Linked DNA regions of Homo sapiens: region 2 is linked to region 1. A link is a contact called in ENCODE Hi-C or POLR2A ChIA-PET data. All regions are on one chromosome and are shown on one strand. The core of a region is the stretch at or near the end of the contact, and the rest is flanking DNA. Distances in the headings are between cores, read along the strand shown. Region 1 has its middle 47 kb from the start of PGM2. Region 2 overlaps RELL1 (RELT like 1).

Evidence for each region. A loop is a pair of places that touch in the nucleus more often than their neighbours do. ChIA-PET counts read pairs that join two places held with the same protein, here RNA polymerase II (POLR2A). Pooled maps may share reads with other maps.
Region 2: a loop to region 1 is called in a pooled map, with 2.0 times the contacts of the local background. The contact joins two enhancer-like sites. A Hi-C loop is called at or near these places in 2 of 50 pooled maps. POLR2A ChIA-PET finds 5 or more read pairs at or near these places in 2 of 52 experiments (H1 and PC-9).

What each region holds. Positions count from the first base shown.
Region 1 is chr4:37,776,592-37,783,540 of GRCh38, forward strand. No RefSeq gene overlaps it. Among named protein-coding and RNA genes, the nearest start is that of PGM2, 47 kb to the right of the region's middle. Within about 2 kb of position 4,385, at least 2 of the 41 ENCODE cell types and tissues checked have a DNase peak (open chromatin) inside an H3K27ac peak, as active enhancers do.
Region 2 is chr4:37,662,904-37,669,852 of GRCh38, forward strand. The region is part of intron 1 of RELL1 (RELT like 1); the gene reads right to left. Among named protein-coding and RNA genes, the nearest start is that of RELL1, 20 kb to the right of the region's middle. RefSeq lists a silencer at 704-998 and enhancers at 3,166-4,365, 3,648-4,205. Within about 2 kb of position 3,680, at least 21 of the 41 ENCODE cell types and tissues checked have a DNase peak (open chromatin) inside an H3K27ac peak, as active enhancers do.

The DNA of each region.
Region 1 (6,949 bases), core at 3,135-5,634:
AGTCATGGAAGCTCCTGGTTCTCAGGCTTTAGGACTCAGACTGTGACTTGTACCATCAGCACCCCTGGCTCTAAGGCTTTCAGATTCAGAGTAAATTACACCTCCAGCTTCTCTGGTTCTCACGGCGCTTCTTGGCCTCCATAACGGCACTAGCCTATTCTTTTATATACATATAAAATGAGAATTGTTACTCCAAAGGAAGATTATCTTGTGTGGGCCTAATCAGGTGAGCCCATTAAAAGAGGGCCTAAGAGTCAGAGACAGAACACAGAGAGATTTGAAGCAGCAGAAGACACTCTCTGTTGTCCTTGAAGAAGCAGTTCCATGTTGTTTTGAAGAATTCAAATCCCTTCATAAATGTACATAATGTCTATGCCATTTATAAACAAAATGTAGCTTTCCAATTTATTTTGTGCGATGGAAGGATCAACAAGAAATTCAATGCTGCACAGGTAGCCACATTTCATAATCTGTATATTTGGAGATGTGTCCAGGTGGCAGCTTGGCAGCTCCACTGTCCCCTGTAGCTTCTTCTTCTTGTTCTTCTACTTCTTCTTCTTCATTTTTTTTTTTTTTTTTTTTTTGAGAGGGAGTCTCATGCTATCACCTACACTGGAGCTCACTGCAGCCTCCACCTCTTGAGTCCAAGTAGTTCTAGTGCCTCAGCCTCCTGAATAGCTGGGTCTAAAGGTGTGCACCACCACACCCGGCTAATTTTTGTATTCTTAATAGAGACAGGGTTGCACCATGTTGGCTAGGCTGATCTCAAACTCCTGACCTCAAGTGATCCATCTGCCTCAACTTCCCAAAGTGCTAGGATTACAGGCGTGAGCCACCACATCCACTCCCCACCCTCCCCGTAGCTCTTCCAAGGGTTTTCACACCAGCATGGCTACCTAGCAATAAAGTCTCACCATTAGGATTCTGTGGTTTGCAGCACAGATACCATTCCTTCCACACAGTATTCTAAAACATGCAGAACCATTTAACATGGAATCTTTTGAAATCCCAAAGCCACAGTGATCTTTTAAATTCACAAATCTGATCACATCACTTACCTGCTTAAAATTACCCAATGACCACCATTGTCTACACTGTGAAGTTCAATCAATGCCCTGACAATCTAGACCCTGCGTCCCTGTCTAGCTTCATCTCTGGCCCCTCTCCATACACAGGCTCTCGAATCTACTTGTTGTGAACACATGTTGTTATTTCCTACCTGAATGTCTCAGCTGCTCTGGCCTTCTCCTTCTTTGAACTAACATCTATTTGTCCTTGAGAACTTTACTTCAACTGCCATCTCTTTTTGCGTTCATTATTTGTTCCAATTATTTGACCCTTATACGAGTATCACTCCTTTCCAAATTATTCAGTTTCTGAGATTGAATGGTGAAGGTTTAGTAGTGAGTTTGGGTAGCAAGGGATACTTATATTATTTAAATATATTTGGTTCCCAGTTTCAAAGAGCAAGTATTAAGTGTATGGATAGTGAGGGCCCTAAGCAGTATGTTAATATAAATAAATACACACACACACACACACACACACACACACACACATCTAATCAGTTCCTGATATTGGATAGCAAGGCTACCTGATTATAGTTTTATTTCACAACTTACTTTTCATGTACATACATGATGTACAAAGGCAGCATAGTCTGTAGGGTTAATGGTATAGGGTCTTCAGCATGACTGCCCAGGTTGAAACCCCAGCTCTACTGTTTACCAGCCTACCTCTCTTCCTCATTTTCCATAGTTGTAAAATGGAAAAATAATAGGGCCAATCCCATTAAATTGAGAGGATTAAATGAGTTAATACATATAAAGTATTTACAATTGAACATGGCTCATGGAAAACACTCCATAAGTATTAGCTGTTAGCAGTAGTCATAGTAATTGTTTTGTTATTTATGCCTTGGTTTGTTCCAAAAAGAATGTAAGGTAGTGTGTGTAAATGTGTGTGTGTGCGTGTGTGTGTGTGTGTGCATTTTACTCCTCAATTAGCTTGCATGCTTCCTAGGGGCAGCAGCTGTGGCCTGTAATTTCTTTGTGTATTTTTAAAATGGCTAGCACAGTGCCAAGTATATGGTGAGTGCACAATAAGTATTAATTCCTCCTCCCCTTTTCTCCTTAAAATACACACCATGTTAGTCTCTGTTTTCTCCCACTACGCTGAGCACCATGCTTGGCTCAATGGTATATGTGTGTTGCTCGGTTGGACTGTTGTTGATTGCCACAGCTTGTTGAGCCCTACAGAAGTGCCTCAGCCTTGGACGGATATTCACTGACCCATTCAACAATCTTGTCCACCATTTTGTCTGCAGATTGAGTGTGCAGTGTTAATGAGCTTTGACAAGACAGAAGAGAACACGTTCACAATAACAATTGAAAATAACCCTTTTGATATGGCTGGGATATTTGTTCACTCCAAATCTCATGTTGAAATGTGATTCCCCAGTGTTGGTGATGGGGCCTAGTGGGAGGTGCTGGGCCATGGGGATGGATCCTTCATGAATGGCTTGGTGCTTTCCTCAAGGTAATGAGTGGTAGTAAGTTCAGCTGAGATCTTGTTGTATAAAAGAGTGTGGCATCTCCCCACTCTCTCTCTCTCTCTCGCACCCTCTCTCTTCATGTGACACACTTGCTTTCCCTTCACCTTCTTCCATGAGTAAAAGCTTCCTGAGGCCTCCCCTGAAGCAAAGCAGATGCTGATGCCATGCTTCTACAGCCTGCAGAGCCATGAGACAAATAAACTTCTTTTTTAAAAACAAATTACCCAGTCTCTGGTATTCCTTTATAGAAACACAAAATGGACTAACACACTCTCTATTCTTAATGGGGAGAAAAGCTAGAATTGCAGTGAAATGAAATGTTTGTGAAGAAAATCATGACTGACTTCCATTTAAAAATGTTTTTTACATTTAAAAATATGTGAAGTTCAGCTGGGCACGGTGGCTCATGCCTGTAATCCTAGCACTTTGGGAGGCCAAGGCAGGTGTATTACCTGAGGTCAAGAGTTCAAGTCCAGCCTGACCAACATGGCGACACCCCCTCTCTATTAAAAATACAAAAATTAGCCAGGCATGATGGCGTGCGACTGTAATCTCAGCTACTCAAGAGGCTGAGGCAGGAGAATTTCTTGAACCCAGGAAGCAGAGGCTGCAGTGAGCCAAGATCATGCCACTGCACTCCAGCCTGTGTGACAGAACAAGGCTCTGTCTCAAAAAACTAAAAAATAAAAAAAAATGTGAAATTCAATGTGCCTGATGATGCTGCCAGAAAAGAGAAAGCTAGCCTGAGTAGACCTTCATTCAGTTCTACCCTTTCTTAAAGTATGTCCTGTGGAAGCTTAATGCTGAATTAAAGTCTCCTAGAAACCTTATTAGGGGATTTGGGTCAGGGACAATAGTTGTTCTTCATGACCTTCTTTTGTAACCTCCTAAAGAATGCTGTCTATCATCTCACTAGGTTCACAAGGCTTGTTTTGTCCTTTGTAGTATCTCCCATGGCCCATCCAAGGGAAAAGGAAGTTCTTGCTCAAAGAAAGTTTGTGCACTATGCAAATGCAGTGATATCATTTTTCATCAGGCTGAACTAAACAGCACACAACAAAACCAAGAACCTACACCACTGCTTGTGCACTTACATGCTAACATAAACTGTACAGATTTATAGTCCCTGATGTGTACAACATCCCTTATGTATTAGTCTGTTCTCATGCTGCTAATAAAGATATACCTGAGACTGGGTAATTTATAAAGGAAAGAGGTTTAATGGACTCACGTTCCTTAGGGCTGGGGAGGCCTCAGGAAACTTACAGTCATGGCAGAAGGAGAAGCAAACACGTCCTTCTTCACATGGCGGCAGCCAGGAGAAATACAGAGTAAAGGGGGGAAAAACCCCTTGTAAAACCATCAGATCTTGTGAGAACTCACTTACTATCATGTGAACAGCATGAAGATAACCACCCCCATGGTTCAATTACCACCCACTGAGTCCATCCCACAACACAGGGGGATTATGGGATCTACAGTTCAAGATGAGATTTCGGTGGGGACACAGCCAAACCATATTACCTTACATATGTGAATTATCTTGTTTGCTTCTGAACAGAACAGTGGTAACTACAATTGCTCTACATTTTACATTTAGGTGGATCTTAAGGTGACAAGATTTTACTCCTTTTCACAATTTTTGTGATGGGACAATAAGCAGGAGAGGAGAAAAAGGCAAAGGAGCATGTAAAAATAAATGACCTGTTTTTTACTATGTCCCCTTTCTCAGTAGAATATGAAAACTTCCTGTGTGGGTCCTTTTATGGCTGCTTCTAGATTTTCAAAGCTGTCCCAGCTGAGACGCAGGCAAAGAGAAGAAAGAGGCTGGGCTGAAAACCACTGCAATTTCCTGGGGAGAGAGTGCCCCCGGATGGGCCATTGATCTTCATTGTTCCTGCTAGACAAATAGACTTCTCAACATCAAATAAAACTTTACTTGATGAAGATTTGTTTGGAAGGATGCTTTGTTTATATTTCTTTACCCTTTTAGATATTACCTACAATTTCTGAGCACATGTGCCAAGATAAAAGAACTTAACAAGCAAAGAAAAAGGGCGTTTTTTTCTATAGGGAGAGGTTCTGAAAAATCCAAGAACATAAGACGGGTTTGTATACTGGCTGAACAACATGGGGTGGCTAAACTGGTTGTGTTTCTAAATTCTTTCAAACAGGCAGAGTTACTAATTTGTCTTATCAGATGCTCAGCATGATAAATCTAAACCAAATTATCCTATCACATGAAGTACTCTTCCCTTAAGAATCAATTAAGCATTGGAAAAATGAGAATTCTTACTTCTATGCAGAAATGATACTGTGTGGTTAGCTAAAACTAGGACTGTGTTAGCAAAACACAGACTGTATTAGGACTATGATTTGTGTACAAATCACAAAACTGATCATTCCAAAGAGAATGATAGAACAAGGGTAGCCTGGGAGTTTCTGAACTAGCATTGTAACACAATGAGTCAGTTGGTGTATCCCTCAATTCGGCTGGATTAATTTTTTTTTTTTTTTCTTTTGAGACGGAGTCTCGCTCTGTCTCCCAGGCTGGAGTGCAGTGGCGCGATCTCGGCTCACTGCAAGCTCCGCCTCCTGGGTTCACACCATTCTCTTGCCTCAGCCTCACAAGCAGCTGGGACTACAGGCGCCCGCCACCACGCCTGGCTAATTTTTTGTATTTTTAGTAGAGACGGGTTTTCACTGTGTTAGCCAGGATGGTCTCGATCTCCTGACCTTGTGATCTGCCCGCCTCAGCCTCCCAAAGTGCTGGGATTACAGGTGTGAGCCACTGCGCCCGGCCTCAGCTGGATTACTTTATCCCCAATACTGTCACCCTACTAGTTCCTGTCTTGCAGTGAAAAATAGCAGATCTGTGAGTCCAGGAGCTGGCTCAGGTTGGGGTTCACTGCTAGAATCACCCAGGTTGCTTTTGATAATGAACTCTATCTTCAGTCTGCAAAGTAGGTCGTGGGAGAACAAGTGAATTGAATATTGTTCATGAACTTTTATCATTTAATAGGGCTTCACTATAGAAAAAGTAAAAAATACAGGTAAGAATAAAGTAAAAGTTTTTTTACTTTTAAAAACTTTCCATTACCAAGAAGAAATCCTCTCCACTTTTTAGTGTGCGTTATATCCATCTGGATTTTTCTTTATAGTGTAAGTATGGTGAAAGCATGTGACTCAAGCTTTGATTCCAAAGTCAGCTAATGTGTTAGTCCATTTTCATGCTGCTGATAAACACATACCCAAGACTGGGTAATTTATAAAGAAAAAGAGGTTTGGCCAGACACGGTGGCTCACACCTGTAATCCCAGTAATTTGGGAGACTGAGGCAGGTGGATCACCTGAGTTCGGGAGTTCAAGACCAGCCTGACCAACATGGAGAAACTCCATCTCTACCAAAAATACAAAATTAGCTGGACGTGGTGGTGCATGCCTGTAATCCTACCTACTCAGGAGGCTGAGGCAGGAGAATTGCTTGAACCCAGGAGGTGGAGGTTGTGGTGAGCCAAGATCGCACCATCGCACTCCAGCCTGAGCAACAAGAGCAAAACTCCATCTCAAAAAAAAAGAAAAAGGTTTAATGAACTCACAGTTTCACGTGGCTGGGGAGGTTTTACAATCATGGCAGAAAGAGAAAGGCATGTTTTACATGGCAGCAAGCAAGAGAGAATGAGAGCCAAGCAAAAGGGGTTTCCCCTTATAAAATCATCAGATCTCATGAGACTTATTCACTATGATGAGGACAGTATGGGGGAAACTACCCCCATGATTCAATTATCTCCCACCAGGTCCCTCCCACAACACATGGGAATTATAGGTGCTACAAATCAAGAGGGGATTTGGGTGGGAACACAGCCAAACCATATCAGCTAATAAGGAGGGGAAACTTACAAATTATCACTGAACTGTCCTTAAATCACTCATAAGATTCAGTATACACAGTTTTGTGTTTATAACCCTGGAGAGTGCTTCTTATATATAAGAAGTTTTGGGAATTGCTCAACTAGAATAAAAGAAGAAACAAAAGTAATATCTTAAAATAACCTGGGAGACAGGGAAAATTCCAAGTAGTTCTGCTTCCTGGCAGTATTTAATCTGTTATGTTTTAATATTAAGCAGCTATAGCCTTAATACCTATTAACAGATGTATTTAATGGATGGATTAAACAAGATAATGGAGTCACACCTTACTGGAATTAAATTCTAAAGTTGGTGCCTAAGAAACACCTAGGGTGAAATTCCTCTCTCATTCTCTTCTTTCTCTGCGTGTGTGTGTGTGTGCATGCGTGTGCACGTGCATGCACACACACACACATACATGTGTAAAACTCAAATCATACATGCTGTTTTGGAGCCCACTTTTTCCACTTAACAAGATATTTAACC
Region 2 (6,949 bases), core at 2,430-4,929, 110 kb before region 1:
CATTCAGGATACAACAGAAGGCTCATCTGACCTGGCCTCACCCCAGACTGGAGCAAGGTCAGCTTGCCAGTTATTTGCTTTGGGATACAGGCCAGGAAGCCACCAACTGTGCCTCTAAGACAGAAGACTGAGGAGATTCCCACAGACCCTCACTGATGGCTGCACACATCAGTGGGGTCCTCAGAGAGGGGCGTGAGGAAAAGCAATACCCGTGGGGCTCAAGGACTGGGAGGGCTCCCTGCTGACTCTCTCCCCATCTTCTTTTCCTGTTCTCCAGCCCCTCCCTCCCTCTTTCGCTGCCCCTCCTCCTTTTGCTATTTTTGGTGCTGTCCATTTGGGGACTTTTCCAAAGTCTTTATTTACTGATAGCACCGTCTGTCTCCTGGGAAGGGGCTGGGTGGCTGCACAACAGGAATGGAGAGAGCCTCTGACTAATGGCTCTTGCGAACCTTTAAAATTACACATTATGTCCACTCAAGAAAGAAATGGAATTCTGAAGAAGTCATTTGTTTGAAGTGACCTTAAAGCAACAGGGCTTCAGAAATCTAATATTTGCTTCAGATTATTTCTGAAAGGTGGTACGTCATAAAGAATGAGTTGCTACTTTAATTGTCAATCGCAGCATTCACACGGGGTGTTAGTGGTGTCAGGCAGTGTTCTGGATGCTTCCTGGGCAATCTCATTCTTCCCTCGCAGCATCTGTAAGGAAGCATCTCTCATTACCCCCATTCGCAGATGAGGAAAATGAGGCACACGGGTTCAATAACAAGCCTCGGTGTGTAGGAGGACAGGATCCAACCCAGACAATGGAATCCCGGGGCCCACACTCTTAGCCATGTTGCTTAACAGTGTCTGTAAGTGGCGGTGGCCTTGGGTTTTATCTAGTGACACATGCATTTAGGTGGCTTTGTTAAACTGTCACCAATGAACCACACAGCTGGGCTGCATACAGGTCAACATTCACCCACCCAAGGCCCTTAAACACTAAGAAGCTGCCTCTCTCCAATGACCCTATGATATACGATTAACACTGGAACTTGCACATATCTTCTTCTGGTGTAAAAATCATCTTCATAAAAAAAAGACTGAAGTCAGCTGTAGGTGAATGAAATTTGTAGTGGCTTCATTTTTTAAAAACCTTCATAGCACAAAATTTCCCAATATTAATTTTAACTGCAAAAAACAAAAGATCGACCGGGCGCAGTGGCTCATGCCTGTAATCCCAGCACTTTGGGAGGCCGAGGCAGGTGGATCACAAGGTCAAGAGATCAAGACCATCCTGGCCAACATGGTGAAACCCCGTCTCTACTAAAAATACAAAAATTAGCTGGGCATGGTGGCACGTGCCTGTAGTCCCAGCTGCTTGGGAGGCTGGGGCAGGAGAATTGCTTGAACCCGGGTTGAACCTGGGAGGCAGGGCTTGCAGTGAGCTGAGATCCCATCACTGTGACAGAGTGAGACTCCATCTCAAAAAAAAAAAAAAATCACTCATGTATAACTACTTCATCTCCCTCTATAACTATCATAAAGGTAAAAGTAAAAGACCTTTCTCTAGCTATTGAAAAGCACCTTATTCACAGATGCATGTGTTCACATTATTGCTCAAAAACTGTTATTCAGTGGTTGCCACAAACATAATTTGTACTAGCAATGTTAATTACATGGCATCTAAAAATCTTTCAGAAAAAATATTTAAAAAGAAAGGAGAGGAATAAAGAAAATTTTCAATCATACACATGAGATAGGGACACACAGTACAAGATATAAAAGTTCCCACCCAAATAACACACTTTTCAATGCACTTTCACATTCATTCTTTTATTTGAAATCCCTAATCCCAAGAAGTTAGGTAATATCATCATTCTGTAAATAAATCAGTGGCCTACATGATATCACTGGGTCGAGGCAGAGAAATGAGCCAAGCAGAAGAACCAAAGCTTAGGAGGACATTTTCCCCACCCACCTCACTACAACAGCGCACCACTCAGACATACCACGGTCAAAGGCAGGAATCCCAGCAGGACACAGAACTCGCCGGAAAACCCTGACTGAAGTCAAACACCTCTTTCCCTAAGTGGAGGTGGGGAAGTGAAGGTTTGTACCTCTAATCCCTAACACAGTTCCTGCAACACAGTAGGAGTGCCTGAAACATCTGCTGCAGCAATGTTATATGTGAAAGCAAATTCTCTCATTGCAGAAGGGCTCCTGGGTAATCAATCAAGTCCCCAAGTTCACAGTAACTTTATAAGCAGTTTTGTTAAGATCCTATTTGGTAGAACAGAATATCCAGTGTACTTACACCCCATTTGCCAAATGCCAACAGTTTTTACAAACATAAATAAGTAGATTCTTTTCAGAGCTGGACAACTGATACACCCCACTGCTTCACCCCCTTGTTGGGTAAGTCCTTTCTGAAGGATGTAAATATACCAGCATGCTCCTGGGTTCATCGAAATCAACAGAAGTTTCCAGTTTGCAAAGATCCAAAAGAAAGGCTATAAATAGCAGCACATTCCTAAACCCAGCTTGGGGAACTAGCTCTCAACTGGATTTTCACAGGACTCCAATTCATCCCCAACTGCCAGATCCATAAGGGGACGCTAAATCCGAGCTTACACAACCTCACCAAAGGCTACTGCCCAATTTCCACGTGGCTGCGAGTCCTAACAGAACTGTTCATGTATATTCCTTGCAAGAGGCCAACCAAGAACTAGGTTAGAAATTATTTAAACTATGGGAGGAAGTCTAAGTAGCAAGGGCCAGAAAAAAACCATCAAATAGGAGGAAACACGCCATCTCAGCCTGTCTCCAGTAGCAACGGGAAGAAATGGGGTCAAAGGGGTGCTCCTTTAGGAAATCAGTGAATTCCCTGAAGCTTACAGAGAGCTGGTGCAGGAAACCAGTCCTTGGGGAGCTAGATCCCTGGTTTCTGGGCACAACTGGCACCTGTCAGGGTTAGAAGTCCAGCCAAGTCATTTCTACCCTGCAGAATAGGACATAAACTAATCACATGGGGAAAAAATGGGTGGTGCTGAGCTGGCTGGAGGGAAGCAAGGGCGTCAGAAAGGAAGACTGGCCCAGCACCCGACCAGGCAGAGGGAGAAAGAGAGATGGTGACTGATGCCCCTGTGGAGTGTTGGGGGTTTATGATTTCCAGATCCAGGGCCTCTAGGATGCTCAACTACTTTACCACCAACTGCTAACAGCCACTAACCTTTACTGGAATTTTTACTTACATTATCATTTCTTATCTCTACAACTCTGAGATAGGTGTTAATATTAAACCCATCTTAGAAATGGAGATGATCAAGAACAAAGTATTGAAGCTGAAGTCACTCATCTGGGAAATGGCTGGGCCAACATTTGAACCAAGGTCTGTTGCACGCAGGGCCAACTCTGAAGCAAGACTACTCCCTATGAAGCATGGAAGCAAAAGCAGAAACTGGCTTTTTTCTTGGCTGCACTGTGTTCAATTTGTTTCCTAGCTGTGAAGCCCCAGGCAAGGTCAATTAGCATCTCTGTGCCTCAGTTTCCTCATCCATAAAATAATAATAGTTTCTAAGCCTTATATGAGATTACTAGGGTTTATCCAAGTTAAGACTTGATAAATGCTAGCCATTATTGCTGTGATTATTATTATCTGTGGTAATAAGAGCAAAGCAGTTGCTATCCTCACCAAGCTCACAGCTCAGCTGGGGATATAAAATCAAACATCCAGAAAAGGACAAGGAATCACATGAGCTGGGCTGGAAGGGGCAGTGTTAAATGTGGGGTGCAGAAAAGATAAGCCCTGGGGGTGAGTGAGCAGCGACCACACAGCACTGCTCAGGTGGTACCACAAGGCCAGGCAGGCACCCACATCCCCACATGCAAGCCAGTGTTTCTCTTCCTTCCAGGAACAGGAAGCAGATAATGACTAAACAGAGAACTACAAAAGTCCTAAACGAAGGGTTTTCCAATTAGTCACAGGTTAGGTCGGGCAATGTTCCTGCAAGACAGGCACGTGGGCTGGCTTCTGAGAACATAGGAACTGGAAAAGGAAGGTGAGTAAATGTTGAGCTCCAAGGATCTGTCCCGGCTGAAGTCCCCTGGTGTGAAGTCCCCGCTACTGCTGTTAGAGAAAGGGCAAAGTAAAGGAGGGAGTAGGAAAGAAAATAAAGGTCACTTCAGAAAAGGCAAACGAAGGAAAGATTGAACAGAAGTAACCAGGAAAACCCTAGACGTAGGGAAGTCAATGTTAAAGAAGAGAAATGAATGTCACTAGCATGAAACCCAAACAAGAACTCTGAAAACCAGTAGCAACCAGTGAGACACACAGAAAAAAATACTATTAATAATAGTCACATATTGATGTATAATGTGTACAGTTACTATTTCAAGCATTTTTCAGATATTAACTCATTTCATCCTTACAATAACTCTATGGGGTAGCTTCTATTATTTCCAGCCCCATTTAAAGATGTAAAACTACAGAACAGAGAGGTTAAGTAACCTATGCCAGGTCACACAGGTAGCAAGTATCAAAGGTGACTTTAATCCAGGCAGCCTGGCTCCAGAACTCCACACTCTGCTCCATTACTGCTGAAATGTGAGGGCTCACAGTTTCAACATTCAGTAAAAGTCCATGGAATGGGATTCTCCATAGCTCATCTCTATTATAGATACTACAGGGTTCACGTAGTAGAGTTAGAGAAGGTAGAAAACCTACAGATAATCATTATCCCTGTAACACAGCAATAAATCTACAATGACAGAATGGCATTTCCTAGTGAGTCAGTTATTAGGAAGAGAAGGTACATTTAAAAGTTACGTTCTTTCCAAGTCAATTTATCTTTTTTTTTAACCAAGTGCTAATTGTTAAAAAGTAATTCTGCTGCCATTTGTAAGATACAAAATTAAAATGCTACCCTGATCTACATATAACACTGATGAAACAGTTGGTTACTTCTCAGAAATCCTAAACTTCCTTTGCACTCTTAAAACAATAGAAACACTTTGTATGAAGGGATCAGATTTGTCATCACCCACTTTGTCCAAAATGATCTCAATTGTGAATGAAAAATGTTAAGTGAAAAAAAAACACATACAAAGCAGTATTTAGAGCTTAAATGGTCCCAGTTTTTATAAGAAAAAAAAAGACATCAAAATGTTATCAAAGTGGTAAGATTATAAGTCATTTTTTTTCTTTAGTGTTTTGTGTCTTAGCATTCCCCACATTTCCTTTTATTTTAATTATTCACAGTAAAATCACAAAATGTTTTTCAAAAAAGGGAGGAGGTATGCACAGAAAAAAAGGAACCCCCTCCCCCTCCCCCTCCCCCTCTCCCTCTCCCCTCTTTCCACGGTCTCCCTCTGATACCGAGCCGAAGCTGGACTGTACTGCTGCCATGTCGGCTCACTGCAACCTCCCTGCCTGATTCTCCTGCCTCAGCCTGCCGAGTGCCTGCGATTGTAGGCCCGCGCCGCCACGCCTGACTGGTTTTCGTATTTTTTGGGTGGAGACGGGGTTTCGCTGTGTTGGCCAGGCTGGTCTCCAGCTCCTAACCGCGAGTGATCCGCCAGCCTCGGCCTCCCGAGGTGCCGGGATTGCAGACGGAGTCTCCTTCACTCAGTGCTCAATGGTGCCCAGGCTGGAGTGCAGTGGCGTGATCTCGGCTCGCTACAACATCCACCTCCCAGCAGCCTGCCTTGGCCTCCCAAAGTGGCGAGATTGCAGCCTCTGCCCGGCCGCCACCCCGTCTGGGAAGTGAGGAGCGTCTCTGCCTGGCCGCCCATCGTCTGGGATGTGAGGAGCCCCTCTGCCTGGCTGCCCAGTCTGGAAAGTGAGGAGCATCTCTGCCCGGCCGCCATCCCATCTAGGAAGTGAGGAGCGCCTCTTCCCGGCCGCCACCCCATCTAGGAAGTGAGGAGCGTCTCTCCCCGGCCGCCCATCGTCTGAGATGTGGGGAGCGCCTCTGCCCTGTCGCCTCGTCCGGGATGTGAGGAGCGTCTCTGCCCGGCCGCCCCGTCTGAGAAGTGAGGAGACCCTCTGCCTGGCAACCGCCCTGTCTGAGAGGTGAGGAGCCCCTCTGCCCGGCCAGCCGCCCCATCCAGGAGAGAGGTGGGGGGGTCAGCCCCCCGCCTGGCCAGCCGCCCCGTCCGGGAGGGAGGTGGGGGGGTCAGCCCCCCGCCTGGCCAGCCGCCCCGTCTGGGAGGTGAGGGGCGCCTCTGCCCGGCCGCCCCTACTGGGAAGTGAGGAGCCCCTCTGCCCGGCCAGCCGCCCCGTCCGGGAGGGAGGTGGGGGGGGGGGTCAGCCCCCTGCCTGGCCAGCCGCCCCGTCCGGGAGGGAGGTGGGGGTCAGCCCCCCGCCCGGCCAGCCGCCCCATCCGGGAGGTGAGGGGAGCCTCTGCCCGGCCGCCTCTACTGGGAAGTGAGGAGCCCCTCTGCCTGGCCAGCCGCTCCCTCCGGGAGGGAGGTGGGGGGGTCAGTCCCCGGCCCGGCCAGCCGCCCCGTCCGGGAGGGAGGTGGGGGGGTCAGCCCCCCACCCGGCCAGCCACCCCGTCCGGGAGGTGAGGGGCGCCTCTGCCCGGCCACCCCTACTGGGAAGTGAGGAGCCCCTCTGCCCGGCCACCACCCTGTCTGGGAGGTGTACCCAACAGCTCATTGAGAACGGGCCATGATGACAATGGCAGTTTTGTGGAATAGAAAGGGGGGAAAGGTGGGGAAAAGATGGAGAAATCGGATGGTTGCCGTGTCTGTGTAGAAAGAGGTAGACATGGGAGACTTTTCATTTTGTTCTGTACGAAGAAAAATTCTTCTACCTTGGGATCCTGTTGATCTGTGACCTTACCCCCAACCCAACCCTGTGCTCTCTGCAACATGTGCTGTGTCCACTCAGGGTTAAATGGATTAAGGGCGGTGCAAGATGTGCTTTGTTAAACAGACGCTTGAAGGCAGCATGCTCGTTAAG